2 separate regions of the Homo sapiens genome follow, and region 1 is linked to region 2. A link is an interaction called in ENCODE POLR2A ChIA-PET data of the cell type or tissue named here. Cell type or tissue: GM12878. All regions are shown on one strand. Each heading gives the region's core, and the rest is flanking DNA. Links, peaks and the distances in the headings are about the cores only. Region 1 overlaps NUMB (NUMB endocytic adaptor protein). Region 2 overlaps NUMB (NUMB endocytic adaptor protein).

Evidence for each region. ChIA-PET counts read pairs that join two places held together with the same protein. Peaks named below come from ENCODE experiments on the same cell type or tissue, not always from the same donor. Only the 100,000 strongest peaks of a DNase experiment are listed, where the experiment ranks them.
Region 1: POLR2A ChIA-PET joins it to region 2 with 8 read pairs; 5 of 35 experiments call an interaction of 5 or more read pairs at or near these places.

What each region holds. Positions count from the first base shown.
Region 1 is chr14:73,372,101-73,386,759 of GRCh38, reverse strand. All of the region lies in intron 2 of NUMB (NUMB endocytic adaptor protein), which reads left to right. Among named protein-coding and RNA genes, the nearest start is that of NUMB, 79 kb to the left of the region's middle. In GM12878, for the core only: no CTCF peak of the experiment used is centred there; no DNase peak of the experiment used is centred there.
Region 2 is chr14:73,288,586-73,304,604 of GRCh38, reverse strand. NUMB (NUMB endocytic adaptor protein) reads left to right here. Exons shown (of 13, transcript NM_001005743.2): 7 at 7,320-7,394; 8 at 11,731-11,871. Among named protein-coding and RNA genes, the nearest start is that of PAPLN-AS1, 51 kb to the right of the region's middle. In GM12878, for the core only: no CTCF peak of the experiment used is centred there; a DNase peak (open chromatin) is centred at 14,124; H3K4me3 peaks cover 1,292 bases; H3K27ac peaks cover 1,188 bases.

The sequences.
Region 1 (14,659 bases), core at 648-3,147, 95 kb before region 2:
TGGGTTGCTGGATACCGAGGGTTTTTAAGATCTTTAGACTTCACTATATAGAACAAATGTTGAATGGGAATTTTCTTTATTTCTATAGCGTTTTGTTTTTCTGTCAGAATTTCCTGGTAGTTAAGGCTAAGGGATTTTCTTCTTGCAATCAGGAGCCTAAGGGAGAGTTATTCAAAGCCTTTTTTCTTTGTGGTATGTGCTTACCAGGCAGAGTAGTCACTGTATTCCAATAAGAGAACCTATTGCCAAAACACCCACTAGAGCAGAAAACTGACCTACTTAATGCTGACAAGTTAAAAAAAAATCTGGAATTGTAGCAGCGTTGGATCAACTTCTTTCTCTGGTGGTGTATGGGTGGGTAGTGGTAGAGAAAAGGATAAGAAAGGATATTGAAGTGCTGCGAGGGAGTAAGTAAAAAGTAAATATTTAATTACCTGCAATCTATTCAATTAAAAGCTATATATCTGTTGCAATTTGAAGGTTTTTGAAATACAGAAGTTCTTTGTTTTTTGAGATGGCATCTCACTATGTTGCCCAGGCTGGAGTGCAGTGGCTGTTCACAGATGCCATCATAGCATGCTGTAGTCTCAAACTCCTGGCCTCAAGTGATCCTCCTGCCTCAACAATAGCTGAGACCAGAGGCTTGCACCCCTGATCCTGGTTAATAACAGTTCTTCTTAAATCACTTTGAACTATTAAAAAAAAATAGGAGGTTCCTAGGACTTTCATGGTAATATTCTAGAAAAGCCCGCTAGTTAAGGTTGTCAGACAGCATTTTATCAGTGTACAATACTTCAGAATCTATAGATATTGAAATAAAAGTACTTATTTGAAGTAAGTAACTGTGGGCCTTAACTATCAAACTCATTTTCTCCATTGCAACGAATTTTTCAATTACTCCGATCATTACTACCATCCAAGTTTTAGAGCTGTGCCTTTCATTACAGAAGCCACTAGTGGGCAGGCACGATGGCTCATGCCTGTAATCCTAGCACTTTGGGAGGCCGAGGCTGGTGGATCACTTGAGGCCAGGAGTTGGATACCAGCCTGGCCAACATGACGAAACCCAGTCTCTACTAAAAATACAAAAATTAGCCGGGTGTGGTGGCACATGCCTGTAATCCCAGCTACTCGGGTGACTGAGGTACAAGAATCGCTTGAACCTGGGAGGCGGAGGTTACCGTGAGCTGAGATCATGCCACTGCACTCCAGCCTGGGCTACAGAGCAAGACCCAATCTCAAAAAAAAAAAAAAAAAAAAAAAGGCCACTAGCCATATGTAGCTATTTTGATTTAAATTAATTAAAATTAAATCTCTAGGCCAGGCTCAGTGGCTCACACCTATAATTCTAGGACTTTGGGAGGCAGGAGGATCACTTGAGCCCAGGAGTTTGAGATCAGCTTGGGCAACAAAGCGAGACTCTGTCTCTACCAAAAAAAAAAAAAAAAAAAGAATTAACTGGTATGCACCTATAGCTCCAGCTACTAGAGGAGGATGACTTGAGACCAGGAGGTCAAGGCTGCAGTGAGCTATGATCATACCACTTCCAGCTTGGGCGACCAAGTGAGACCCTGTCTCTAAAAAAATAAAATAAAATAAAACTTCAGTTCCTCAAACTAGCCACATTTCAAGTGCTCGCTGGTTAATGGCTACCATATTGGATAGCATAAATATTGAACATTTTCGTTTCAGAAAGTTCTGGGCCAGGCATGGTGGCTCATGCCTGTAATCCCAGCTACTCAGGAGGCTAAGGCAGGAGAATCGCTTGAACCTGGGAGGCAGAGGTTACAGTGAGCCGAAATTGTGCCATTGCACTCCAGCCTGGGCAGCAAGAGCGAAACTCCGTCTCAAAAAAAAAAAAAAAAAAAAATTACAGTTATTTGGCTGGGCATGGTGGCTCACACCTGTAATCTCAGCATTTTGGGAGGCCGAGGCAGGAGGATCACTTGAGCTCCAGAGTTCAAGACCAGCCTAGGCAACATGGCAAGACCTCATCTCTAACAAACAAACAAACAAACAAACAAAAAAGCCAGGCGTGGTGGCACGTGCCTATAATCTCAGCTACTTGGAAGGCTGAGGTGGGAGGATGGTTTGAGCCTCGGAGGCAGAGGTTGCAGTTAGCCAAGATCACCCTATGGCACTCCAGCGTAGGCGAGAGAGCCAGACCCTGTCTCAAAAAAAATTATAGTTTTTTAATTTTATGCATGTATTTCTTCTTTCTTGTATGTATTGTTGATTCTTTCCTGTGTTACTGTGCTTCCATCTGGGATTATTTTCTTTCTTCATAGACTGCACTTTTCTTTTAAGTGTAAGTCTATTGGTAATGAGTGTTCTATTTTTGTCTGAAAGCATTTTTAGAAATTTTGTCTTAAGCCAGGTGAGGTGGCTCAAGCCTGTAATCCCAACCTTTTGGGAGGCCGAGGCGGGTGGATCATGAGGTCAGGAGATCGAGACCATCCTGGCTAACACAGTGAAACCCCGTCTCTACTAAAAAATATAAAAAATTAGCTGGGCATGGTGGTGGGCCCCTATAGTCCCAGCTACTCAGGAGGCTGAGGCAGGAGAATGGTGTGGAGGAAGACTCCGTCTCAAAAAAAAAAAAAGAAATTTTGTCTTAATTTTAAAAGGATAGTTTTATTGGGCATAGAATTCCAGGTTGGCAGTTCTTTTCTTTCAGCATTTTAAATATATCATTTTATTGCCTTCTGACTTCATTGTTTCTATTTTATTTATTTATTTTTTTGAGACAGAGTCTCACTCTGTCGCCCAGGCTGGAGTGCAGTGGCATGATCTTGGCTCACTGCAACCTCTGCCTCCTGAGTTCAAGCGGTTCCTCTGCCTCAGCCCCTCCCAGTAGCTGGGACTATAGGCGCGTCCCACCATGCCTGGCTAATTTTTGTATTTTTTGTAGAGACAGGGTTTTACCATGTTGGCCAGGCTGGTCTCGAACTCCTGACCTCAGGTGATCTGCCCACCTCAGCCTCCCAAAGTGCTGGTATTACAGATGTGAGCCACCGTGCCCAGCCCCCCATTGTTTTTATTAGAGAAGCAATGTCTTCGGTTTTTAGCAGTTTTCAGTAAGATGCTTACGTGGTTTTCTTTCATGCTTTTTATGATTTTCATCATTTAAGATGTTTCAGGTCCGGAGATCCTCTAGGATCTGTAGCTTGATGTCTTTTGTCAGGTTTGGAATATCTCTTCTGATATTGCTTCTGTCTCATTCTTTCAGTTCCCTCTGGGATTCTAGATAACTGTATGTTAGATCTTTCTCTGCATCTCACATGTCTCTCATGCTCTTTTCTGTATTTTCTATCTTTTTCTTTGTGCTCCATCTAGATATTTTCTGTTGACCTTTTTTCTAGTTCAGTTAATGTTCAGTCTGCTATTAAAAGCATCTGCTATATTGTTAGTTTTATATTATGTATTTTTTAGTTCTCGATTTTCAATTTAACTTTTTTTTTGTTTTCATAGATTCCAGTTCTCTGGTGAAATTCTCATCTTGTCCTCTATTTTCCTGAACATATTAATCACAATTATTTAAAGTCTGTGTGTGGTAATTAACAATGTCTGGATCCCTGGATCCCCATTTGATCTTTCTCTTTTTTTATTTTTTGAAGACAGAGTTTTGATCTGTCACTGAGGCTGGAGTGCAGTGGCACAATCTCAGCTCACTGCAACCTCTGCCTCATGGGTTCAAGTAATTCTTGTGCCTCAGCCTCCCAAGTAGCTGGGATTACATATGTGTGCCACCACGCCTAGCTGATTTTTGTATTTTTGGTAGAGACAGGGTTTTGCCATATTGGCCAGGTTGGTCTCAAACTCCTGCCCTCAAGTGATCTGCCCACCTCAGCCTCCCAAAGTGCTGGGATTACAGGCATGAGCCACTGTGCCCAGCTCCTATTTGATCTTTTCCTATTGTCTTCTTTTTTTCTCTTGATTTTCAGTCATTTGGTTCTGTCTCCTAGCATTCCTGGTCATTTTAAAAATGAATGTCAAACATCATATATGGGAAATAATAGAGGCTCTTTATGATGATACTGTTCTGTAGAGAGGATTTGTTTTTCTCCTCTCTGATGGTAGTTAAAAGTAGGAGTAGATGACATTGTTGTAATATGGACTTGAGATGATCTGAGGCTTTGTTTTATGGTTCTCAAGGGCTGGTTTAAATCTAGTTTCCACTTCAAGAGTATTGTATTTCAGAGGTACCAGAGGTACCTAGGGTATGTGTCAGGGCCTCTCCTTCTTGTCAGGCCCTGGACTCTTAATTTTTCTGTGAGACTACCTAAAGTTCTGCTTACTTTTTTTTTTTTTTGCTATAAAAATAGGCACTTTGGCTGGGCGCAGTGGCACTTTGGGAGGCTGAGGCAGGTGGATCACCTGAGGTCAGGAGTTCAAGACCAGCCTGGCCAACATGGTAAAACCCTGTCTCTACTAAAAATACAAAAATTAGCCAGGCATGATGGCATGCGCCTGTAATCCCAGCTGCTCAGGAGGCTGAGGCAGGAGAATCACTCGAACCCAGGAGGCGGAGGTTGCAGTGAGCCAAGATCGTGCCATTGCACTCCAGCCTGGGCAACAAGAGCAAAACTCCATCTCAAAAAATAATAATAATTTTAAAAAGGCACTTTGCCTCCGCATGTTGGGATTCAGTAAATACCCCAAGGGCAAAAGCAATATAGCATGTCCAGGCTGTCTTTTCTGTGATTGCTTTTTTTCTGGGATTTTAGCGCCACAAATCTGCCTGTCTTGGTAGCTGTGAACTGTAATTTCTGTCGCTGTGAGGTTTCCAAAAGCTCTGGTTTGAAGCTGGTTGCCCCAGCAGAAACAAAGCAGTGGAGAATGTCAAGCTTAACTCTGCATTTTATTTTTCTCTGGTATTTTGGCCTGTCTTCTCTTACTTGCATTATTTATTTGTTTTTATTAATTACTTATAATTATTTATTACTATTTATTCATTTTTAAACAATATTAATTTATAATAAAACAGTATTAAACAATTTTAAGCATATTTTAATCACTGCAGTAAGGCAAACATATGAGGATTCTGCCTTCATGCAGCTTATATTCTTGTAGGGAGGAAAGGTGCCTTTATTTAAAATTGTGATAAGGAGATGTACAGAGTGTTATGAACTTCTTATAGTGGTAGCTGGCTTAGTTAGAGTGGGGGATGGTCAAGGACAGCTACTTTGAGGAAGTAATATTTGAGCAGAGCTCTGAGGATGAGTAGAATTAACTTAGGGAAAAATAATGGGTTGTTAGAACTATGTATGGCTTAGAGACCTTGAAGGGAAAAGAAGCATGGCAGGTTTAAAGCATCAAAGAAGCTTGGTCTGATGGGCAAGGGCTAAATCGTTTCAAGCTTTATAAGCCATATTAAGGATTTTCTTACCTTTTTTTTTTCTTTTTCTTCCAATTCTGTTCTGATCATTGGTCTGACTCTAATATACCTTCTCTTCAGTGTTTTCTGTCCCAAGACAGAGAGATTTATCTAGTTATTTATTGTATAGAAATATATTAGGTACCTTTCATAGACAAGGTTCTAAATTAGGTACCGAGGTTGATTAAAGACAATGTGGAATGCTGCCTTTAGATTTAGACAAACCTGAGTTTAAGTATTAGTTGTCTTATTAACTGTGTTTCTTTGGAGCAGTTATTTAATATCTCTGAACCTGAATTTTCTTGCTGGTTAAATACTAACAATAAAAGTGATAATAGAAGAATTAAAAGAACTAATTGAGGTCGGGTGCAGTGGCTCATGCCTGTAATCCCAGCACTTTGGGAGGCTGAGGTGGGCAGATCACTTGAGGTTAGGAGTTTGAGACCAGCCTGGTCAACATGGTGAAACCACGTCTCTACTAAATACAAAAATTAGCTGGGTGTGGTAGCACGCACCTGTAATCCCAGCTACTTGGGAGGTTGAAGCAGGAGAATTGCTTGAACCTGGGAGGTGGTGGTTGCAGTGAGCGGAGATCGTGCCACAGCACTCCAGCCTGGGTGACAGAACAAGACTCTGTCTCAAAAAAAAAAAAAAAAAACTAATTGATGAATGTGCCCAATCAGTGGTGGTGCTTATTAGTATTATCATACAACTATAAAACACAAATTCTACTTTCAGGGTACCTAAGATCTATGGGATCATGGCATACACCAATAGTTACAATATAACAAATAGTATAAGAAATGAAAAAAATTGGTGATTCAGAGGGAAGAGTTACTACATTCAGAGTTGGGGGTTAAGACTATTTAATGATGAAAGTGACATGTGTGCTAGAGTAGGAACTAGCTTGTCATTAAAAAAATTTAGTGTGACATGTAACTATCTCAGTCATAAACCTTTACATTTTATCAGGCTAACAAACTTTTGATTTGTTCCCTTCAACCTGCTCCTCCTTCTGTCTGCTGCATCTCACAATAAATGGCAACTCCATTCTTCCGATTGCTCAGGTCAGCAATCTTAGAGTCATCTTTCACTCTCACTCTGTATTTCCAATTCATTAACAAAATCCTGTTAGTTCTACCCATAAGATAACGTCCAGAATCCTACCATGTGCAGAGGTCTTGGAAAATGACTGTGGATTATTGTAAACCTACTCATTTGGCAATTTCTGTTGCAGCTAGGCTTCAGATGCGGTTTCTCCTGGAGCTGGGGGCGCAAACAGGAAGTGGACCATCTCCCTGACATACCTCTACTGTTGTCACTCTGGTCCAAGCTATTGTCACCTCTCATCTGGATTAATTTAATAGTTTTCTAACTGGTTCCCTGTTTTATGATCTATTTATAATACAATAACCAAGGTGATTCTTAAAAAACATAAATCTCGTTATTCCTACTCTCAGAACCCTTTAGTAGCTTTTACCTTATTAGGAACAGAAGCCCAAGTACTTGGAATGGCCTCTGAAACTTTCTGAAACATTCGGCTTTCTTTCCAACCTCATTTCCTCGCCTCCCTTCACTTAGTATATTGTACCCACATCATCTCCTTGTTATTCCTCTAACACTGCAACTTCCATCTAAAGGACTTGTACACTTGCCTCAGGACCTGTACACTTGTTCCTTCCACCTGGAGTGCTCTCTTCCACCTATGTACTTGGGCTTGCCCTCTTACTACTCAACTGCCTTTAGATCTGTTTGCTCAAATATAACCTAACAAATGAAGCCGTCTCTTAACTATTTATTTAGAAGAGCCGCCTCCTTTCTACCCTGTTCCCCAATCCCAACACTTTCTTTTCTCCAATCCTACTTGATTTTTCTTTATATGTCTCAACATATTATGTATTTGTTTCTTCATTATTTTGACAGTCTCTCCAAATAAAGTGCAACTACCGTGAGGGTAGAGGGTTTGTTTCATTCTCTGCTATATCTCTATAGAAGAATACTTATCTTGTAATTAGTTGTCAATACATAATTTGTTGAATGAATGAACATGTTTTCTGGTTCAAGTAATAATTTTTTTTACAAAGTTCATTAAAAATCATTTTTAAATTAAATTAAAAAGCAACACTTACGTGCTTTCCCCTGATGAAGGAGGAGGAAGTACTAGTTTTTTGAGAAATGATTTTTGATAAGATTTAGAAATGTGAGTTGCTTGATAGTTCAGGTAGTTGAGTTAATTGGGTAAAATGCCATATATAAAGGGCAAATGTATATGGTTCCATTGCTCCTTGATCATGGAGAGGTCTTTTTAGCCGCCTCTTTGAATCTGGTGGCAATTTTTAAGAAAATAGACTTTATTTTTAAGAGGAGTTTTAGGTTCACAGCAAAATTGAGCAGAAAGTACAGAGAGTTCCCATATTTCTTCTGCCCCAATATAGGCACAACCTCCCCACTATCAACTTCCAGCACACATCTTTATTACCCAAAGTCCATAGTTTACTTTAGGGATAACTCTTGGTAGTGTACATTCCCTGGATTTGGACAAATATGTAATGACATGGTCTGCCATTATAGTATAGTACAGAATAATTTCACTGCCCTAAAAATCTGTGCTCTGCCTGTTTATCTTTCCCAGACCCCTTACCCCTGGCAGTTACAGGTCCTTTTACTGTCTCCATAGTGTGACATTTTCCAAAATGTCATGTAGTTGGGGTCATACAGTATGTAGCCTTTTCAGATTGGCTTTTTTCACTTAGTAATATGCATTTAAGGTTCCTCCATGTCTTTTCATAGCTTGAAGTCTTATTTGTTTTTTAGCACTGAATAATATTCCACTTTTTGAATGTACCACAGTTTGTTTATCTATTCACCTGCTGAAGGACATCTTGGTTGCTTCTAAGTTTTGGCAATTATGAATAAAGCTGTTGTGAACAACTGTGTGCAGGCTTTTGTGTGGACATAAGTTTTCCACTCATTTGGATAAATACCAAGTAATGTAATTGCTGGATTGTATGTGAAGAGTATGTGCAGTTTTGTAAGCAACTGCCAAACTTTTCTAAAGTGGCTGTGCCATTTTGCATTCCCATCAACAATGAATGAGGGATTCCTGTTGCTGGAACTGCTTCTCAGAATTTGGTGTGGTCAGTGTTTTGGATTTTGACCATTCTAGTGGGTGTGTAATGGTATCTGGTTGTTTTAATTTGCAGTTCCCTCATGACATATGATAATTTCTTTTCATATGCTTATTTACCATCTGTATTTCTTCTTTAGTGAAATATGTTCAAGTCTTTGCCGATTTTTAAATCAGGTTGTTAGTTTTCTTACTGTTAAGTTTTAAGTTTTTTGGTATGTGTGTGTGTGTGTGTATGTGTGTGTGTGTGTGTGTGTGTGTATGTGTATATATATATCTATATGTATGCATGTGTGTGTATATATATCTATCTCCAGGCTGGTGGCAGTGGCGCAATCTCAGCTCACTGTAGCCTCCACCTCCTGAGTTCAAGCAAATCTCCTGCCACAGCTTCCCAAGTAGCTGGGATTACAGGTACCCGCCAACACACCTGGCTAATTTTTGTATTTTTGGTAGAGACAGGGTTTCGCCATGTGGGCTAGGCTGGTCTCGAACTCCTGACCTCAGGTGATCTGCCCGCCTTGGCCTCCCAAAGTGCTGGGATTACAGGCGTGAGCCACCATGCCCGGCCCTATATTTTGGATAATAGTTTGTTGTTGTTGTTGTTTGTTTGTTTGTTTGAGACGGAGTCTCTGTCACCCAGGCTGGAGTGTAATGGCATGATCTCGGCTCACTGCAACCTCCACCTCCAGGGTTCAAGTGATTCTTCTGCCTCAGCCTCCCAAGTAGTTGGGATTACAAGCATGTACTACCAAGCCCAGCTAATTTTTGTATTTTTAGTAGAGATGGGTTTCATCATGTTGGCCAGGCTGGTCTCGAACTCTGGACCTCAAGTGATCTGCCTGCCCCCCTTGGCCTCCGAAAGTGCTGGATTACAGGCATGACCCACTATACCCAGCCTGGATAATAGTCCTTTATCAGACATGTTTTCTGCAAATACTTTCTCCCAGTCTGTTGCCTGTCTTCTCATTCTCTTGACTGTGTCTTTAGTAGAGAAGAAATTTTAAATTTTAATGAAGTCCAGCTTATTAATTATTTCTTTAATGGGTTGTGCCTTTGGTGTATATTTTAAAAGTCATTGCCTTACCCAAAGTCATCTAGATGTTATCCTATGTTATCTTCCAGGAGCTTTATAGTTTTACATTTTACATTTAGGTCTGTGATCCATTTTGAGTTAATTTTAGTGAAGGATGTTAAGGTCTATATCTAAGTTCTTTTTCTTACCTTTTCTTTTTTCTTTTTCATTTGGGTGTCCAGTTACTACAGCACCATTTGTTGAAAAAGACTGTCTTTTCACCATTGTGTTGGCTTTGCTCTTTTGTCAAAGATCAGTTGACAATAACTAACTAAATAAATATTTTTATTTATAGAGATGGGAGTCTCACCATGTTGTCTAGGCTGGAGTGCTGTGGATTCACAGGCACAGTTATAGCACACTGTAATCTCAAACTCCTGGACTCAAGCAGTCTTCCCACTTCAGTCTCCTGAGTATCTGGCATGCCAGGCACACTCACCATACTCAGCTCCAGTTGACTGTGTTTATGTGGGTCTGTTTCTGAGTTCCATTGATCTATTTGTCTGTATTTTTGAAATACCATACTGTCTTGATTACTGTGGCTTTATAGTAAGTCAGTTTTGAAATTGAGTAGCATATTGAGTTGGCTATTCTGGGTCTTTTGCTTCTCTTTATAAAGTTTATTTTTATTTTTACTTGTTTTTTTTTTTTCCATATAAACTTTAGAATGAGTTTGTCAGTATCCACAAAATAACTTGTCGGGATTTTGACCAAGTTGGGAAGACCTGACATTTTGACAGTATTGAGTCTGCCTATTCATGAACATGGAATGTCTCTCCATTTATTTAGATTTCTTTAATCAGTTTTTTCATTTTTCTTGTGTAGATTTTGAAAATATTTGATTAGACTTATACTTAAGTCATTTTTGGAGGGTGCTAATGAAAATGGTATTATGTTTTAATTTCAAATTCAGATTGTTTATTACTGGTATATAGGAAAGTGATTGACTTTTATATATTAACCTTGTGTCCTGTAACCTTGCTATAATTGCTTATTAATTCTGGAAGTTTTTTCATTGATTCTTTCAGGTTTTCTACATGGGAAGTCTTGTCATTTGTGAACAAAAACAGTTTTCTTTCTAACTTTCCAGTCTAAGTTTTATTTCCTTTTTTTGTCATATTGCATTAGGACTTCCAGTATGACGTTGAAAAGGAATGATGGGAGGAGACATCCTTTTCTTGTTCTTGATCTTAATGGGAAGGCTTCTAGTTTCTCACCATTAAGTGTGATGTAGCTGTAGGGTTTTAAAAATGGACATGCTTTGTCTTGTTGAGGAAGAATCTTTGTGTTCCTAGTTTGTATAAAATTTTTATCATGAATGGATGCTGGATTTTGTTAAATGCTTTTTCTGCATTTATGGAGATGATCATGTGATTTTTGTTTTTTAGCCTGTTAATATGATGGATTATATTAATTGACTTCCACATGTGAAACCAGCCTTGCATACCTGAGATAAACTGGACTTGGTCATGGTGTATAATTCTTTTTATATGTTCTGTTTTCAATTTGCTAATATTTCTGGTCACATTTTTTATTAATAGCTTGGTTGCATCCCTTCATGGCATGCTGATCAAATACTCAGTTAAAACTTTGAAAAATGGCATATATGTTGTATGATAGAATTGAAGTCTCATTTTTTTTCTACAGGCTGGATTTGGCATAGCAATATGGAATTTAATATGCATTATATAAAGATTTTTTGAGAATCAGTTTAATATGCATAGTTAATGACACACATTACCTGGGATTTTGATTCCAGCTCTGCTACTTAGAGGCTATGTTACCTTGAACAAGTTACTTAATCTCTTTATGTCTCAGTTTCTTCATCCATAAAATGGGGATTGTTGTAAAATATAAAAGAAGTAATAAACATAAGTCTCTTAATAGCTGGCACATAGTAAGGGACGATGAAATGTTATCTGTGATTATTATAAAATTCTGTACTTGGGTGCAAACAAACTCAATTTTTTAGGACTTGACTGATATGATTTAGGACAACTAAGAAAGACTAGATATCTTAGTCTTTTGTTGATTGTAAAGTCAAGGAAATGATAGTGTGACTTGAATAGGATAAAAGTTAATATAGGCCAGGCTGACAAGTCATTTATAATCTCTTGAAGCCAGAGGCAACACCTTAGCAAATAACTTAAAGGTTAGAAGAACAAGGTTTCTAGGCCAGGCGCAGTGGCTCACGCACTTTGGGTGTCCGAAGCGGGCAGATCAGCTGAGGTCAGGAGTTCGAGACCAGCCTGGCCAACATGGTGAAACATCATCGCTACTAAAAATGCAAAAATTAGCTGGGCATGGTGGTGGGCGCCTGTAATCCCAGCTATTCAGGAGGCTGAGGCAGGAGAATCGCTTGAATCCAGAAGGTGGAGGTTGCAGTGAGCTGAGATCATGTTGGACTCCAGCCTGGGCGACAAGAGAGAGACTCTGTCTCAAAAAAAAAAAAAAAAAAAAAGTTAATGTAACTTAAAGGGCTAAAAAAAAGTTTCCTAAAAAAGTATTTGGTTAGCAGTTCTGATGTTGCCTATGCCAATCTCCCACTATAATAATTAGAAGGAAAATAAACATTTAATATTTCTGAAATTGAGATGGGTGGAAAACCCTTTGCCAGAATCTAGGAGAAATATTCAATTACTTATGAAATAGAAGGATCTGGACAGAGAAAGAACCACCATTCCCAGATTTTGGCACAAGGTTCTCTGAAAGAAGGAAGGAAAATATTTTATGTCTTTCTTTCCTGTGGGCTATCCTTGGACCTGTAGACACAGGGTTGGCACCAGCTGGAAAATTGGGCAGCTAATTCTTCTTTGCCAGTGACTTTCAAGCCTAATAAAATATACAAAAGGAAGCTTTTGGCCAGGCGCAGTAGCTCACACCTGTAATCCCAGTGCTTTAAAAAGGCCAAGGTGGGAGGACTGCATGAGGCCAGGAGTTTGAGACCAACCTGGACAACATTGTAGAGAGAAAATTCTCTACGAACATTTTTAAAAAAAAATTAGCTGAGCGGCTGGGCGTGGTGGCTCACGCCTATAATCCCAGCACTTTGGGAGGCCAAGGTGGGCGGATCACCTAAGGTCAGGGGTTCGAGACCAGCCTGACCAACAATGGTGAAACCCCGTATCTACTAAAAATACAAAAATTAGCCTGGCGTGGTGGTGCATGCCTGTAATCCCAGCTACTAGGGAAGCTGAGGCTGGAGAATCGCTTGAACCCGGGAGGTGGAAGTTGAAGTGAGCCGAGATCACACTGTTGCACTCCAGCCTGGACAACAAGAGCAAAATTCCATTTCAAAAAAGAAAAAAAATTAGCTAAGCATGGTGGTGTGCATCTGTAGTTCTAGCTACTTGGGAGGCTGAGGTGGGAAGATCTGTTGAGCCCAAGGAGTTCGAGGTTACAGTGAGCTGTGATCCTGCACTGCATCCTAGGTGACAGAGTAAGACCCTGTCTTTAAAAAAAAAAAAAAAAAAAAGGAAGCTTTCCTTTCTCAGTGAGGCCTAACTCAAACATTCTGATACTGCAAATTATGTTTCTTCTTCCTGACCCTATTTCTAAACTCCTTTACCTTGTTCAAAATTTTTCTACAGCTTTAAGGTTTTATAACTAGCTATATAATTTACTTATGTTTATTGTTTGTCTCCCACACAACTAGAATGTAAGTCCCATGATGGATTTGTTCACTGAAGTATCCTAAGCACCAAGAACAGTGCCTGGCAAGCATAGACACTCAATAAATATTTGTGAGTTGAATGAACAAAATCTGAGGCTAAAGCCCAATATATTATACTAGTAAAAGCATAGCAGCTTTAACTGAAGACAGGGCAGGGACTTATAATTCTACCTACTGGGTCCTGCCCTTGCACCTTGTGGCATCACTACAGGGAGCACAGTTTGAAGCTACCTTACAAGTAATGATCTATGAGGTTGCTGAAATAGGGTTCACCCATTTCATTTTATCCCTTCTTTCTGTATTACCCAAAGACAGTGATTCCTAGGAAACAGCTGGGCCTGGGTGGGGTGTTGGTAGATGCTTGCAGTGGCTATGGAAAGGTTCATTTTTTATGGGAAATATACTTCCTAAATTGTAAAGCTCTATTCCAACGTCAGTGAGAGAGAGAATCCTGGTTACAATTTTTATGACATCAGTTGAGAATGTCATGCTAATGTTTTATGAAAAACAAAAAATCAATAAGGATAGGGATAAAACCCTAAAAGTATAAACAGAATCAGATGAACCTAACTGTATTTCACCTCCACTTAAAGATAAGTGAAATGGTATACTCTTAAACTCAAGGTGAACAGAAATATAAACAGTAATGAATATATAAACAGTGATGAATAATGAAATATAATGAAATGAATATAACATATTGAAGATATATAATACAATGAATATAATGAAATGAATATTGAAATATGAACAATAGTGAATCCTAGTTTCTAGGCTTTTCTTTTGTAGTGGTATGAATTAGCAATTTTGAAACTGTTTTTTGTCAGTTCTAGGACTGAACAAATGAGTAAGTGTATTGAGGATAATGGGAGTCAAGTTTTTTCATTGTTGGAGAAAGGAGTTTTATATATGGAAAAGAGAAAAGGCTGAAATAAACCCTGTGATGTTGGATTTGAATTGGAAGTTGTGGTTTTTAATATCTATTCATATCTATGCAATAATATTAATCTATATTTAAATATTAAATATCTGTATAAATATAAATACACATATATGTATATTTTCATATAGATATACATATATAGGCACATATATGTGTGTATGCGTATACACTGACATACACATTTATATATATATATATAAAAGGTTATATATATATATATAAAAGGTTATATATATATATATATATATATATATATATAAAAGAAATATATATATATTCCAACTTTGTTTGCTAAGAGGACCTAGAAGCAATTACTTCACCTCTTTTTTTTTGAGATGGAGTATTGCTCTGTCACCCAGGCTGGAGTGCAGTGGCATGATCTTGGGTCACTGCACCCTCCACCTCCCAAGTTCAAGTGATTCTCCTGCCTCAGCTTCCCAAGTAGTTGAGATTACAGGCTCCTG
Region 2 (16,019 bases), core at 13,035-15,534:
TGGGCATAGTGGCTCACATCTGTAATCCTAATACTTTGGGAGGCTGAGGTGGGAGGATCACTTGAAGCCAGAACTTGAGACCAGCCTGGGCAACATAGCAAGACCATCTCTATAAAAATAAAAAAGTAGCCAGGTGTGGTGGTACTTACTTGTGGTCTCCCAGCTACTCAGGAGGCTGAGGTGGGTAGATGACTTGAGCCCAGGAGTTTGAGGCTGCAGTGAGCTGTGATCACACCACTGTGCTCCAGCCTGGGTGTCAGAATAAGACCCTGTCTCTAATGAAAAAAGAAAGAAAGAAAGAAAGAAACAGTGGTTTCTACTTAAAGAAACAAAGCCTGGAGATAGGTAGATAGCAATTGGTTATTTCAGTTGCCTTTTACTGTACGTAGCTTTTATATTTAGGAGAAAGTCATCTTACAGTGTGCTGAGCTTGTTACTATTTCTGTGCCATTTTCCATTTTATGTTCCTTCACCAATTTTTTTCGTGTTAAGATTACCTGTGCATTTCTCTTCTGGTACAAGTTTCCTGATTTAGTAATTTGTAATAGATCCACTGTATGTTGCTATTTTCTTCAGTGTCAGAACCTGCTTAGTTGCTATATTGGTTTATATCTACCCATAATAAAAGGTTTTAAGGAAGATAATAATTTTAAAATACTAAGCTGGATATTTATAGTGTAGAGTAATTACTTGAGAAAGTTATACTTTCATTTTTCACTTTTGGTTAGCTTGATCCTTCTGCTCAGATTTCACCAATTTAAATTCCAAGTTACTAAAGTTCTGTCCATGTTAGATCGGTTTTCTTTGAAAAAAAAAGGATTTTTGTCTTTATTGTGAAACTTTTTCATGATACATTTGTCAGTGTGAATTCTACCTATAACTGAAATTATTATTAAAGTAGAAAGTGTTAGAGCAGCGATGATAAAATAATTCTGAATGTCTGAACATCTGTGTTGCCACTTCCACATTTTTATTAGTTCCTGAAGCATGTTTTTTTTTTGTTTTGTTTTGTTTTGTTTTTGAGATGGAGTCTCGCTCTGTCACCCAGACTGGAGTGCAGTAGTGTGATCTTGCTTGGCTCACTGCAACCTCTGCCTCCTGGGTCCAAGCAATTCTCCTGCCACAGCCTCCAGAGCAGCTGGGACTACAGGCGCATGTCACCACGCCCGGCTGATTTTTGTGTTTTTAGTAGAGACGGGGTTTCACCATGTTGGCCAGGATGGTCTCAAACTCCTGACCTCAGGTGATCCACTGGCCCTGGCCTCCCAAAGTGCTGGGATTACAGGCATGAGCCACCATGCCTGGCCAGCATGTTGTCTTTTTAAAGAGGTGTTTGTGCCACTAAGATGTATGTAAATTCTTTTTTTTCTTTGTTTCTTTCTTTTTTGAGATGGAGTCTCACTCTGTTGCCCAGGCTGGAGTGCAATGGTGCGATCTCAGCTCACTGCAACCTCCACCTCCCGGGTTCAAGGGAGTCTCCTGTCTCACCCTCCCAAGTAGCTGGGATTACAGGCACCTGCTACCACACCCGGCTAATTTTTATATTTTTAGTAGAGATGGGGTTTCGCCATGTTCGTGAGGTTGGTCTCGAACTCCTGACGTCAGGTGATCCACCCTCCTCGGCTTCCTCCCAAAGTGCTGGGATTATAGGCTTGAGCCACTGTGCCCGGCCTGTATGTAAATTCTACATTTGATATTTAATGTAGTTTTTTTTCAGTCCTTTGATTAGTTAACTGCGGCCTGATGGCCTAGGGTACTGGTTTCAAGTAGACAGTTTTAGGGCAGACAGTCTTCTCTCAGCCATGTTTATCTTCTTTTCTTAAAAGTGCTCAGAAATCTTAGTTTATATGGTCAGAATGAAAGACTCAAGTTTACAAATAATATGGAAGTATTGGCCAGGCGCAGTGGCTCATGCCTGTAATCCCAGCACTTTGAGAGGCTAAAGTGGGCGGATCACCTGAGGTCAGGAGTTCGAGACCAGCCTGGCCAACATGGCGAAACCTCATCTCTACCAAAAAAAATACAAAAAAATTAGCTGGGTGTGGGGCCATGCACCCATAATCCCAGCTACTCGGGAAGCTGAGGCATGAGAATCACTTGAGCCCAGGAGACAGAGGTTGCAGTGAGACTAAATTGCTCCACTGCACTCCAGCCTGGGCGACAGAGTAAGACTCGTCTCAAAAAAAAAAAAAAAAAAAAGAAATGTGGAAGTATTGCAACTATAGAATTTGTGAGAGGAAGGCTGGGCTTAATTTCAGCTATAGGCATCTCTAATCATTAATATTTCAGTACCTGACTTAAATAACTATAATGTGGCAAACTATAATGATGTACAAGAACCCACACCCAGAAGTATGAACAAATACAAGAATTCGTATTATCTGTTTTCTTCCCCTCTTCAGAGAGATCAGAGGCCATGAAATATGACAAATATGATTCCTTACTGATACATTAGTACAATACTATAAAATTATTAAGGCCTATCTCAAAAAGCACAATTTTTTTTATTTTTTTTTATTTTTGAGATGGAGTCTCGCTGTGTCACCCAGGCAGGAGTGCAGTGGCGTGATCTCAGCTCACTGCAACCTCTGCCTCCCAGGTTCAAGCAATTCTCCTGCCTCAGCCTCCTGAGTAGCTGGAATTACAGGCACGTGCCCCCACACCTGGCTAATTTTTTGTATTTTTTAGTAGATATGGGGTTTCAGCATGTTGGCCAGGCTGGTTTCGAACTCCTGGCCTCAAGCGATCCACCTGCCTTGGCCTCCCAAAGTATTGGGATTACAGACATGAGCCACCACACCCGGCCACACATGTTTTTATAACCATATAATTGGGATGTGTGTGGTGATTTACACCTGTAATCCCAGCACTTTGGGAAGCCAAAGCAGGAGGATCGCTTGAGCCTAGGAGTTCAAGGCTGCAGTGAATTATGATTATGTCACTGTGCTCCAGCCTAGGCAGCAGGGCAAGACCCTGTCTCTACAAAAAATTGTTTAAAAATTAGCTGGGTATGGTAGTGCACGCCTGTAGTCCCAGCTACTGGGGAGGCTGAAGTGGGAGAATTACTGGAGCCCAGGAGTTCAAGGCTGCAGTGAGCTGTCCTGTGCCACTTGTATGGCAGCCTGGGCAACAAGGCAAGACCCTGTCTCCAAACAAACAAGCATATAATTGGGCCAAGAAAATGTTACATTTCCCTGAATATTGTAAGGAGACTAACTGGAGAACAGTCCCATTCTAAACTGACCTTTTATTTTTCCCTTCTTCAGTCTTCCAACCTTGAAGTAGTCCTATCTGTTGCCTCAGATACTGAACACTGCAGGCTACAATTATACAATGAGCAGATTGATTAAACTGCAAATTTAAATATCTTAGGATTGTCAGTGCCATTTGGCAATGTTGTATATCACTGGTCAGCTGTCTCCTGTTTCCTACAACAGATATTTAGCGTATTTTTTCTTTCAACAAATATTTCTTGAACTGCTACTCTGTTCCAGATGTTGTTCAAGTTCCAGGGATACAGCAGTGAATGATAGATGGAAGAAACCTTGCCCTCATGGAGCTTACCTTCCAGCAAAATACTAAATGTTACATGAGGGTTGGTTAAATATGAGCAGTTACTGTTGCTGGTGAATGACTCTTCTACCAATTTGCCTGGAACAGCCCTATTATAACACCCATTTATCAGTTTTAATAGTCATCTCTCCTTTTTTTTATTGTACTTTAAGTTCTAGAACAATGAGAACACTTGGACACAGGTAGGGGGACATCACACACCGAGGCCTGTTGTGGGGTGAGGGGAGGGGGGAGGAATAGCATTAGGAGATATACCTAATGTAAATGACGAGTCATCTCTTTCATTTTCAAAGGGTTCCCAGTTTGTAGAGTAAATTATATGACCGTCCTTGTTCTAAACCTTTCGTATACATTAATTCGTTTAATCTTCACAGTAACCCTATGAGGTATATGAGATTATTAACATCATTATACAGATGTAGAAAGTGAAGCATAGAGAAGTTAAATTAACCTGCCTTTGATCATACTAGGAGTAACTTGCAGAACCAGAATTCAAATCCAAACAACAGCTTGGTTCCTAGTCACCGTACTAGACTGCCTCCATACTACTGTTCTAAATCTTTAATATTTTACTCTGCCTGTCGTCTTTCCTCTCCCCAGCAAAGTAAAGCAGGTAAATTAAAACCATAAATTCACAGATGAATTTATGGTTCTCCAGAGTGAATTTCCTCCACTTGCTACTCCCTCCTTTACAAATCTGTCTTCATCTCTACTCGGCCTCACTTTATCCCTCCATTTCATAGGAATGGACATCTCTCCTCCTGTCTAAAACTTGTATTCTAGCCCCATCTCACCCTGCATTTTGTTGGACTTTGTTCTCTAAATTACTCTTCTCTTTTTCTTGGGCCTTCCGTTTCCATTGTTCCACTGGCTTTTCCCATTCAGCACGTGAAGAGGATGTCATTGTTGAAAATGTATATCACTCTTTTAAGAATTCTGCTTTACTATTGGGAGAGGTTTTTAAAAGTTTATTAATAATATAATGATGATAATGGCTACTAATTGTTACCCTATTTAAATTCCAGGTACTGTATATAATATCTAATCCTTTTAACAAACTACAAATATTTTACGGATGAAGAGATGGAAGCTCAGTGGGCTACATAACTTTCTTAGCTTATGAATAGTAGCGCTGAATTCAGTCTCATATTTGTCTTAATCCAAAGCCCATTCTATTTCAAGTATAACATGCTAGTTTATCACAATTCTTACAGACTTCCCTTGATGCTCTGCCTGTGTCTTATTGCCCTGCAGCTCTCCTTTTTATAGAAAAGCTTTGTAAAAAAAAGTATTTAATACTTGTAGACTCTTCTTGCCTTTCATTTACTTCTCGACCCATTCTAGTCTAACTTCTACTTCTGTATCACGATCCTCCAAAGAAACAGAACCGCTAGGAGATATGTCATATTATATGACATATATATGTCATATCATATATATGACATGACATATGTCATGTCATATATATGACATATATGATACATATATGACATATATATACATATTATCTATTTTAAGAATTCACTCGTGATTGTAGGGGCTGGCAGGCTGGCAAGTCTGATACCTGTAAAGCAGGCCAACGGGCTGGAAACTCAGGCAGGGTTTCTTCTCCAGGAAACCTCAGTTTTTGCTCTTGAGGCCTTCAACTGATTGGATGAAGCATACCCATACTACCAAGGCTAATCTCCTTAACCTAAATTCAATTCATTGTAATAATATTTACAGAGTAGCTTCTAATTTGCCCATAGAATCAAGATCAAAGTCCTTATCAGGAATAGAAGGCCTTCTGTGATTAGGCCTTTCCTACTCTATCTCCCATTACGCCTTTCCCATTGCCAAGTCTACTTACCAAGCCATACTGAAATATTTATAGAGCCCCAGACTTGCCATGTTGTTTGCTTCCATGTCCTGTACTGCTGTTTCTTCTGCCTGGCATGTCCAGTACCTCTGTTACTTCCCTGTCTCCCTACCCCTACCTAAGCATCAAGAAAAATTATTCCAGCACCCAGTTCAGTCTTCTCCTTTGTATAACCTTCCCCAATTCCACAAAGAGATTTGATTATACCTTTTTTCTGACATCATTGTACCTTGTTCTCAGCTCTACTGTAGCATTTACCTACGGTATTCTTTATTTTTTGTCTGATTGTTGCCTTTCAGTAACCTTCCAGGTATTTCCACTGGCTGGCATATTATAGGCACTCATCAAATTTATGGTGGTGGTGGAGATGATGAGGCCGAGTGGATCACAGGTTATTTCAGTAAGGCCATGTCCTCATATCAAGTTTTCCTGGGCTTGGATCACTTATAGAGGAGAATGGTAGTTCTAAAAGTCTCCCTTGTCGCTTCTAGAGGCTGCTGCGCCAACCTTAGCACCAGATTCCTTTTGATCTATACTTTTTATGATAATCTGATACCTATTCTCAGCCTTCATATTGCTTTTGTTTTATTTTGCTGTATCCTTGAGGCAGTTAAAAAGAAAGGACACTGTTAAATTACTATTACATTCCATCACAGGAGGAATTATGCATCAGCTTGTTCTCATGTGATTCTCATGTGCCAAAAAGTATTTTCTGAGCCAATAAAAAGAAAATTATTTTTTCAGTAGTTTTTAAATCTTCCTGTGTCCCCAAAATGTCTCCATGAATTTAATGTCAAATTAAAAACCAAGCCAAGGCTGGGTACAGTGGTGCACACTTGTAGTCCTGGCTACACGTGGGGCTGGGACAAGGGGATCACTTGAGCCCAGGAGTTCAAGGCTGTAATGCTTTATGATCATACCTGTGAATAGCCACTGCACTCCAGCCTGGGCAACACAGTGAGACCTCGTCTCTAAAATTATTAGAGGCTGGGCACAGTGGCTCACACCTGTAATCCCAGCACTTTGGGAGGCTGAGGCAGGCGGATCACTTGAGGTCAGGAGTTCCAGACCAGCCTGGCCAACATGGTGAAACTCCGTCTCTACTAGAAATACAAAAATTAGCCGGGCATGGTGGCAGGTGCCTGTAATCCCAGCTAGTCGGGAGGCTGAGGCAGGAGAATCACTTAAACCCGGGATGGGGAGGTTGCAGTGAGCCAATATCGCATCACTGCTCTCCAGCCTGGGCGACAGAGTGAGACTCTGTCTCAAGAAAAAAAAAAAATTATTAGGAAAAATGTCTGTGTTAACTCTGAGAGAACAAATAATGGCTTTTTAAAGACTGTTAATAGAATAATGAAGACTTACTGTGTTTTTAACGTGAAAATTTTAGGTGACCAAGGGTCCTGCTATAACATACTGGGGGTCATAGGATAGTAGAATGGTCAACATCTCAATTTAGACATGTTACTTCCTGCTCTAAATACACTTGTGGACGCTACTTGTGGTGTAACTCCTTATGTATTTAATAATTATCTGACTCTGGTTTTCTTGGTTGATTTTTTTAAATGGGTGAAGAATCTAGTTATGAATTCTTTGCCCTTTATGGAATGTGATATCTTGGTTTTTATTCCATCTGTTACTTCCCTTTTACTTAATTTTATCTTATTGTTTTGCGTTGTGTTTCTAAAATAATGGCTTTGGCTTGTTTTTTCCTGAATGTTTCTGCAGTTTGGTTTGAGTATCTGGGTTTGGGCACCACTCCTGAACTTGGACTCCATCTGTACTTGTGACTTTTGGAAGGCAGAGTCAGTGTTTTCTGTGGAAGATGACATTTTTTTAATATTATATATGTGTATCTCCCCCTCCCCTTTTTGGTTTCTCTTAAAAGACTGGAAAGAAAGCAGTTAAAGCAGTTCTGTGGGTCTCAGCAGATGGACTCAGAGTTGTGGATGAAAAAACTAAGGTAAGATTCTTTATTTTTATTTTGATTTATTTTATTTTTTTTGGAGATGGAGTTTCACTCTTGTCACCCAGGCTGGAGTGCAATGGCACGATCTCGGCCCACCGCAACCTCCACCTCCCAGGTTCAAGCGATTCTCCTGCCTCAGCCTCCCTAGTAGCTGGGATTACAGGCATGTGCCACCATGCCCAGCTAATTTTGTATTTTTAGTAGAAATGGGGTTTCTCCATGTTGGTCAGGCTGGTCTCGAACTCCTGACCTCAGGTGATCCGCCCACCTCGGCCTCCCAAAGTGCTGGGATTACAGGTGTGAGCCACTGCGCCCGGCCTCGCCTGGCTAATTTTTGTATTATTAGTAGATACGGGGTTTCACCATGTTGGCCAGGCTGATCTCGAACTCCTGACCTCAGGTGATCCACCGGCAGCCTCCTAAAGTGCTGGGATTACAGGAGTGAGCCACCACGCCTGGCCTAAGGTAAGATTCTTATAAGCTTAAATGGGACTGCTCATATGTTTTTTAAAATCTCTAATGATCAAATATAATACCCTTAAGCTGTTGAAGGGTATTATATTGTTGAAGCTTTATCCTTCCACTTAGTCCAAAGTACAATCTCCTGAGAGACTATTTAACGTTCAGGAAACCACTTTAGTTACTCATTTACTTTATGAGAAATAGTATTCTCTCAACATATTGTTCTACATGACATAGCATGTCTAAGGTACTAAGCATTAGCATTTAGTGTTAAGATCTGAGTTCTTTTTTTTTTTTTTTTGAGATGGAGTTTCACTCTTGTTGCCCAGGCTGGAGTGCAGTGGCACGATCCCAGCTCACTGCAACCTCCACCTCCTGGGTTCAAACGATTCTCCTGCCTTAACCTCCCAAGTAGCTGATTACAAACACAGACCACCATGCCCCGCTAATTTTTGTATTTTTGGTACAGATGAGGTTTCACCATGTTGGTCAGGCTGGTCTTGAACTTCCGACCTCAAGTGATCCACCCGCCTTGGCCTCCCAAAGTGCTGGGATTACAGGCATGAGCCACCGCTCGTGGCCTATTTTTGTTCTTATATATTTTTTAATAAGTTTCCACTCTCACAAATTTGATACAATAGATGATAGACTATCCTTTTACCATGTTTTAAAATTAAAAAAAGATGGACTCCACATCTGAAATTTCTTCTTGCTCTGAAGAAAACACTATTTTAAGAAAATGATATTTGAACTAATTAACCTGGCTTTTGACTCAAAACTCAATTTAAGTGACATCTTAAGGACTAGTGAATGGCTCTTTGGTTAACATTTACTTAGAATCCAAATAATATCTCAAATCATAGGTACCATTTTGCATTTGAGAGACAGTGATCCTAAATGCCTAAATAAGAATAGACACACAGCTCTACCCCTAGAAAGCATAGGGTGTTATATAAGTACATTTAATTGTTAATTAAAATTTCCTAGAATACCTAAAGTCAGGAAGAAATTTAACAAGAAGATAATTAAAAAAAAAAAATTCAAATGCCACTGAAAGGGGAGAAAGTCTGGCAGGTAAAAAGCAGTTTTGATAGGCAACTTGCCTGGTAAATTTCAAGTGGTTTAATATAGCTGCATTTTAGTTATTTGACCTTATTACATTGCATACTTTTTTTTAAGTTCAAGAGAAGCAATAGTCTTCACTTTTAGTACATTACTGTTGGAAACAGTGATCATTTTAATTATTTTTTGGAACTTGTGTAGTTTTCATTAGTGTTTGGATGAAATTTGTTATACTTGAAAGCTATGTATTTAATTGTTTTATACAATAGTTGGAAAGTGATATTGCCCCCTTGTGGCTACTTACACCACTGGCATTCATTAGTTTAGTTTTTTCCACACTGAATAGTAGTAATTAGTAGTCATTGGTGGCTTGTCACCATTGGGACCATCTTCCCACCTTGTATTTCACTATAAGCGGGAACTAATACCATGTTGGGATCAGTATTGGTGATAACACCATGCCATGATCTGCACAAATTTTTATGAAACAGAAGCTGAAATCTGAAGCCCTTAACCTTTGAGCAAGAAGCTCTGTCAGATTGCCTTGCTATCCCACCTCTCAACTCATGTCTATCTTGATTCTGATAGTGTTCCTACCTTTTTTTTTTTTTTTTTTTTTTTGAGACAGTGCCTTATACTGTCACCCAGGCTGGAGTACAGTGGCACAGACATAGTTCACTGCAGCCTCAGCCTCCTAGGCTGAGATAATTTTTTTTTTTTTTTTTTTTTTAGAGATGGGTTCTCACTATGTTGCCCAAGCTGGTTTCGAACCCCTGGGCTCAAGCAGTCCTTCCACCTCGGCGTCCCAAAGTGCAGAAGACAGAATTTGAGGCAACAGTAGCCACTAGAAGGTAAAAAGAGAGGCTGGGCGTGGTGGCTCACACCTGTAATCCCAGCACTTTGGGAGGCCAAGGCGGGTGGATCACTTGAGTCCAGTAGTTTGAGACCATCCTGGCCAACATGCTGAAACCCTGTCTCTCCTAAAAATACAAAAAATTCGCTGGGCATGGTGGTGCGTGCCTATGGTTCCAGCTACTTGGGAGGCTGAGGCATGAGAGTCACTTGAACCTAGGAGGCAGAGGTTGCAGTAAGCTGAGATTGCATCATTGCACTCCAGCAGCCTGGGCGACAGAGCAAGACTATCTCAAAAAAAGAAAGTAAAAAGAGAATCCTGGAAATGAGTAAGCCAAAAAGGAGTAGTCCCAAATTCTGTTCATAAATTCTGCCCAAATCTCTGACCCTTTTAGCCATGTAGATTCAAGGCAGACTCCAAATAGCCCAACTAAGGATATAAAAACTGATATTTGATTACCTACGTATGGTGACATGCACCTGTAGTCCTAGCTCCTCGGGAGGCTGAGGCGGGAGGATGCTTGAGCCCTGGAGTTGAGGTTACAGTGAGCAGTGATTGCGCCACTGCACTCCAGCCTGGATGACGGAGCAAGACAGTCTCAAAAAAAGAACAAAAACGCCCTGATGTCTGAGGTGCTGTTCAAAAGATAAGAGTTTTCCATTTGAGTATAATCAAATTAGCTACCTGATAAAACCAAAAATATGACACTTCCAAGGAATGTAACGGAATCCATTCTTTCCACATACAACATTCACAATGACTACAATGCAGTTACTCAGCATACAACAAAACAGACAAGTCTGACTTATTCTCATCAAAATAACAATCAATAAAGACCTAACTTCAAGATGACTCAGATGTTGGAATTAGCAGACAGATTTTAAATGCCCGCCTTCACTATTTGACCAAGAAATAAATGTCTCTTGTATTTGAGTCATTGTATTGTTTTGTGTTTATAGCATCACCACAACTAGTACAGAAAATGGTACACTGAAGTAGACTGCTACCTTAACAGAAATGAAAACAGTGTATAGAAGGCATTATAACTATACTCAGTGACAGAAAGGAAATATGTTCATGTTGAATGAAGAGATAGAAATCTTGGCAGAGAATAGAAACTATGAAAAAGAAACAAATGGCTGGGCACGGTGGCTCGTGCCTGTAATCCCAGCACTTTGGGAGGCCAAGGCAGGTGGATCATGAGGTCAGGAGATTGAGACCGTCCTGGCTAACACAGTGAAACCTGTCTCTACTAAAAATACAAAAAAATTAGCCGGGCGTGGTGGCACACGCCTGTAGTCCCAGCTGCTTGGGAGGCTGAGGCAGGAGAATTGCTTGAACCCGGGAGGCAGAGGTTGCAGTGAGCCAAGATCGCGCCACTGCACTCCAGCCTGGGTGACAGAGTGAGACTGTCCAAAAAAAAAAAAAAAAAAAGAAAAAGAAACGAGTGGAAATTCCACACCTGAAAAATACAGTATCTGAAGTAACTTCACTGGATCGGGTATATATAATGTAAAAAAGCAAGGTGCAGAACTGTGTGTATGTGTGTGTAGTGTTCATTGTGTAACGAAGTTAGCATAAACATGACTATTATATGTATTTGCTTATATTTGGGAATAAACCCAAAGGATTTTTTTTTTATCCAAAGGATTAAAGATACTGATTTACATATATTGTTGAATGTGGAATCTACCATGAAAGAGATGTAAAACTAGAATCAACAAGCATATGCTTTAGAACATGTAGTTGAGAGAGGTATCTGGGCAAAGTGCCTCTTGGGATGTCTGCTGAGTCCAATTCTCAGTATTTAAACTGCTGGACACAGATCTAGGTATTCCATAGCCTAGTTGTATCAGATGTATGGATTGTGCATCATGAAATGAACATCCTGTGTTCTGAGAAGCTCAGATAACCTCATAAGTCTTCTCTTTCTTTGTGTGTCGTATTTTCTAGGACCTCATAGTTGACCAGACGATAGAGAAAGTTTCTTTCTGTGCCCCAGACAGGAACTTTGATAGAGCCTTTTCTTACATATGCCGTGATGGCACCACTCGTCGCTGGATCTGTCACTGCTTCATGGCTGTCAAGGACACAGTGAGTCCAGCAAATATGTATTTCATGATGAGTATTCTCAGTTAGCTGGGCTCTTTCTGGGTTTGCTCAGCCAAGCGGTTTCTACTACATTTTTAACAAGTACTTGGAAGTGCCTAAACTAGCCTACTTTCAGCTCCTTTTATTCAAATAGTTCACACTCTTGATGTAACCCCAGGAGTTGCAACTCACTGAACAAAATGATTGGCTGAAACCAAAGATCATTAAAGGAAGGTAAAAATGGTCTGGTGATAGTGGTTGCTAAACTTTATTTGAAACTTTTAATTATTGGAAGTATTTTCAGGGTTCTTAAATGTATTTGTTGGCTAACATATATGAGTATGGTATTAAAAATGTATTTGCATAGAGACTACTACAAATGAAAGAAGTTGGCTGGGCCTGATGGCTCACCCCTATAATCCCAGCACTTTGGCCAGGGCAGGAAGATCACTTGAGACCACAAGTTGGAAACTAACCTGGGTTACATGGCAAGACCTCATCTTTACAAAGTTAAAGAAAAAATTAGCCAGGCATGGTGGCACATGCATGTAGTCCTAGCTACATTCTACATGCCTTGGGAGGCTGAGGCGAGCAGAACACTTGAGCGTAGGTGTTGGAGGCTACAGTGAGTCATCGTGCCATTACACTCCAGCCTGGGTGACAGAGTGAGACCTTGTCTCCAAAAACAGAACAAAACAAAAAAACAAAACTGAGTTGGAGTATACTTTCAACTATTATAAAAACAGAAATACCGGCCAGGCACGGTGGTTCACACCTGTAATCCCAGCACTTTAGGAGGCCGAGGCAGGCGGATCACGAGGTCAGGAGTTCAAGACCAGCCTGGCCAATATGGTGAAACCCCGTCTCTACTAAAAATACAAAAAAATTAGCTGGGCGTGGTGGTGCATGCCTGTAGTCCCAGCTACTCGGGAGGCTGAGGCAGAAGAATCGCTTGAACCCAGGAGGTAGAGGTTGCAGTGAGCTGAGATTTGTGCCACTGACTCCATCCTGGGTGACAGAGCAAGACTCTGGCCAAAAAAAAAAGAAAAAAGAAATACTGGCCGGGCATGGTGGCTCACACCTGTAATCCCAGCACTTTGGGAGGCCGAGGTAGGCAGATCACCTGAGGTCAAGAGTTCAAGACCAGTCTGGCCAACATGGTGAAACCCTGTCTCTACTAAAAATGCAAAAGTTAGCCAGGTGTGGTGGCGCATGCCTGTGATCCCAGCTACTTGGGAGACTGACTCAGGAGAATCGCTTGAACTCGGAGGCAGAGGTTGCAGTGAGCCAAGATTGCACCACTGCACTCCAGCCTGGACGACAGTAAGACTCCGTCTCAAAAATAAAACAAAAATAGGCCAGGCACGGTGGCTCACGCCTGTAATCCTAGCACTTTGGGAGGTTGAGGTGGGCAGATCACTTGAGGTCAGGAGTTGGAGACCAGCCTGGCCAACATGATGAAACCCTGTCTCTACTAAAAATACAAAAATTAGCCGGCTGTGGTGGCGGGTGCTTGTAATCCCAGTTATTCAGGAGGCTGAGGCACGAGAATCGCTTGAACCCAGGAGGCAGAGGTTGCAGTGAGTCAAGATTGCACCACTGCACTGCAGCCTAGGTGACAAAGCAAGACTCCATCTCAAAAAAAAAAAACAAAAAACAAAAACTAAACAGAAATACTAAGTTACGGTAGAATGAACAACGCTAGAAATTGTTGCATGATAGAAGTTTTGTTTTAAAATAGAGAATAATTTCATTCTTTATGTAAATTACCCAGCATTTTAACATGAAAGACAAGTCTCTTTTAAATGACAATGATTTTACTATAAGTTGAGCATTTCAAATCCGAAAATCTGAAATGCTCCAAAATTCTAAACTTTTTGAGCACCGACATGACACTCAACAGAAATACTCATTGGAGCATTTTGGATTTTGGCTTTTCGGATTTGGGATGTCAGCTTGTTAAGTATAATGCAAATATTCCAAAATCTGAAAAAAATCTAAAATCAGAAACACTTCTGGTCCCAAGCATTTCAGAAAAGAGATACTCAAACTGTATGTACAGCAAGTGTCGAGACAGAATAGGCAGTATAGCCATTCGTGAAGGTTACAGGTCAGTAAAGCTCTTGCCAACGTTTAATCTGGAAGATAAGTAGTGGCCATGGTCTAAAAATTGACCAAAATTGTTTAAAGATCTTTGAGACATTGGTGTAAACAAATGCTAAGAGCTCAGGCTCTGAGTCAGATATGGGTTTCAGTTCTGATTCTGGTTCTTACTAGCTGTGGGATTTGGGGCAAGTTACTTAACATTCTCTGTCTTGGTATACACTTCTATAAATGGAGAAAGTGGTTGTGAATACTAAATTGGATAAAGATTATAAGCACACTTAGCATAGGTTCTGGGCCACATTACTCCAAAAATTTTAGCGAATATTGTGTAAGCTGTCCTTCATTGGTTTGACACAGGTGCTTTGAAATGAGTTGAAGTAACAAAACTGTGCTTTTGTCTTCTGTTTCTCAGACCCTAAGTAAACCACAAACTGGGTATATTTTGCTATCACTACACTTTAAAAATCTGGAGTTCAAGAGTTTCCAGATAATAACTTAAAAACCATTTTGTTGTCAAATAGTGGCCCGGCAGCCTGTTTGAATCTCCTAGGCCAATAGTTCTACTGTATCAAAATCACCTGGAGGACTTGTTTTAAAACATAGATTGCTGGGCCCCATCTCCAGCGTTTTTCATTCAGTGAGTTTGGGGTTGGTACTTAAGAATTTGCACTTAAATGTTCCCAGATGATGCTGTTGGTTGGGGATGAGGTCACTCTTCAACAACTTCTGCCCTAGGCCTAGGAGAAAGAATAAGCAAGCTTCCTTGACCTGTAGCTCTGTCCTTATAATAGACCTGCGTTCAAATGCAAACACATTCTAAGAATCTTTCAGTACTCCTGTTTCATGCTTTAACATCTGGCCTAATGTCATCCTACTGGGAAGTTAGATGGAAACTCATGTGGATTCATAGAGTAATTCTATCAGTCTTTAAATAAGTAGTCAAAAGTTTTTTTAAAAAGTTTAAAAATTTTTAAAAAGTAGTCAAAGGTAGTAAAATCTTAGGGACATAAAGCATTTTAAACCTTACCTGTCCTTATGATAACTAATACTGTCATGCAAAATCCAGTGAGACGACTTGTTCAGAGCCGTGTGTAGGAGCAGCTGCCTACGTGATGTGATTTTGAGAACACCACAAAAGACTTCCTGTTCCCAAATATCTCTTCTCACTGTGAATGATGCCAACAATTATTGTACCATCTCTAGCTTTTTTATTCCACAATTAGCAAAATGGTCTAAAATACAGATAACCCTGCTAAAAATCATCCATTGAATTTATTAAATTGACTCTGGGTAATCCAGTGTATCTATATAAAGCAGTGTTTTGTTTATATACGTCCTCCACTCCTCCCATACACAAACCAGTTTTATCTGCTTAATTCTTTTATAAGTAGACAGTGTGGATGAAAACATGCTTTCACTTTTGCCTGTGTTTGGTTGGGAGGTAGAGTTGGGAATTAGAGCTAGAGGAAGATAGGAAGGGTATGGGGGAAAACCTAAAAGCACGGAGGGCCATAAATGAGGAGGGTTGCTTAGAGGGGGGATTCAGAAAGGGGAGACAGCAAAGCTTTTGTCTCATTGTTAGTTTTGTTTGTTTGTTTGTTTTTTGAGACAGGGTCTCATTATGTCACCCAGGCTGGAGTGCAGTGGCACAATTAGAGCTTACTGTAGGCTTAAGTGATCCTCCCACCTCCCAAGTAGGACCACAGACACACACCACCACCACACTCGACTAATTTTTTCTTTTTCTTTTTTTTTAATTATTATTTTTTTTGAGACGGAGTTTTGCTCTTGTTGCCCAGGCTGGAGTGCAATGGCACGATCGTGGCTTACTGCAACCTCCACCTCCTGGGTTCAAGTGATTCTCCTGCCTCAGCCTCCCGAGTAGCTGGGATTACAGGCATGCGCCATCATGCCTGGCTAATTTTGTATTTTTAGTAGAGACAGGGTTTCTCCATGTTGGTCAGGCTGGTCTTGAACTCCTGACCTCAGGTGATCCGCCCACCTCAGCCTCCCAAAGTGCTGGGATTATAGGCATGAGCCACTGT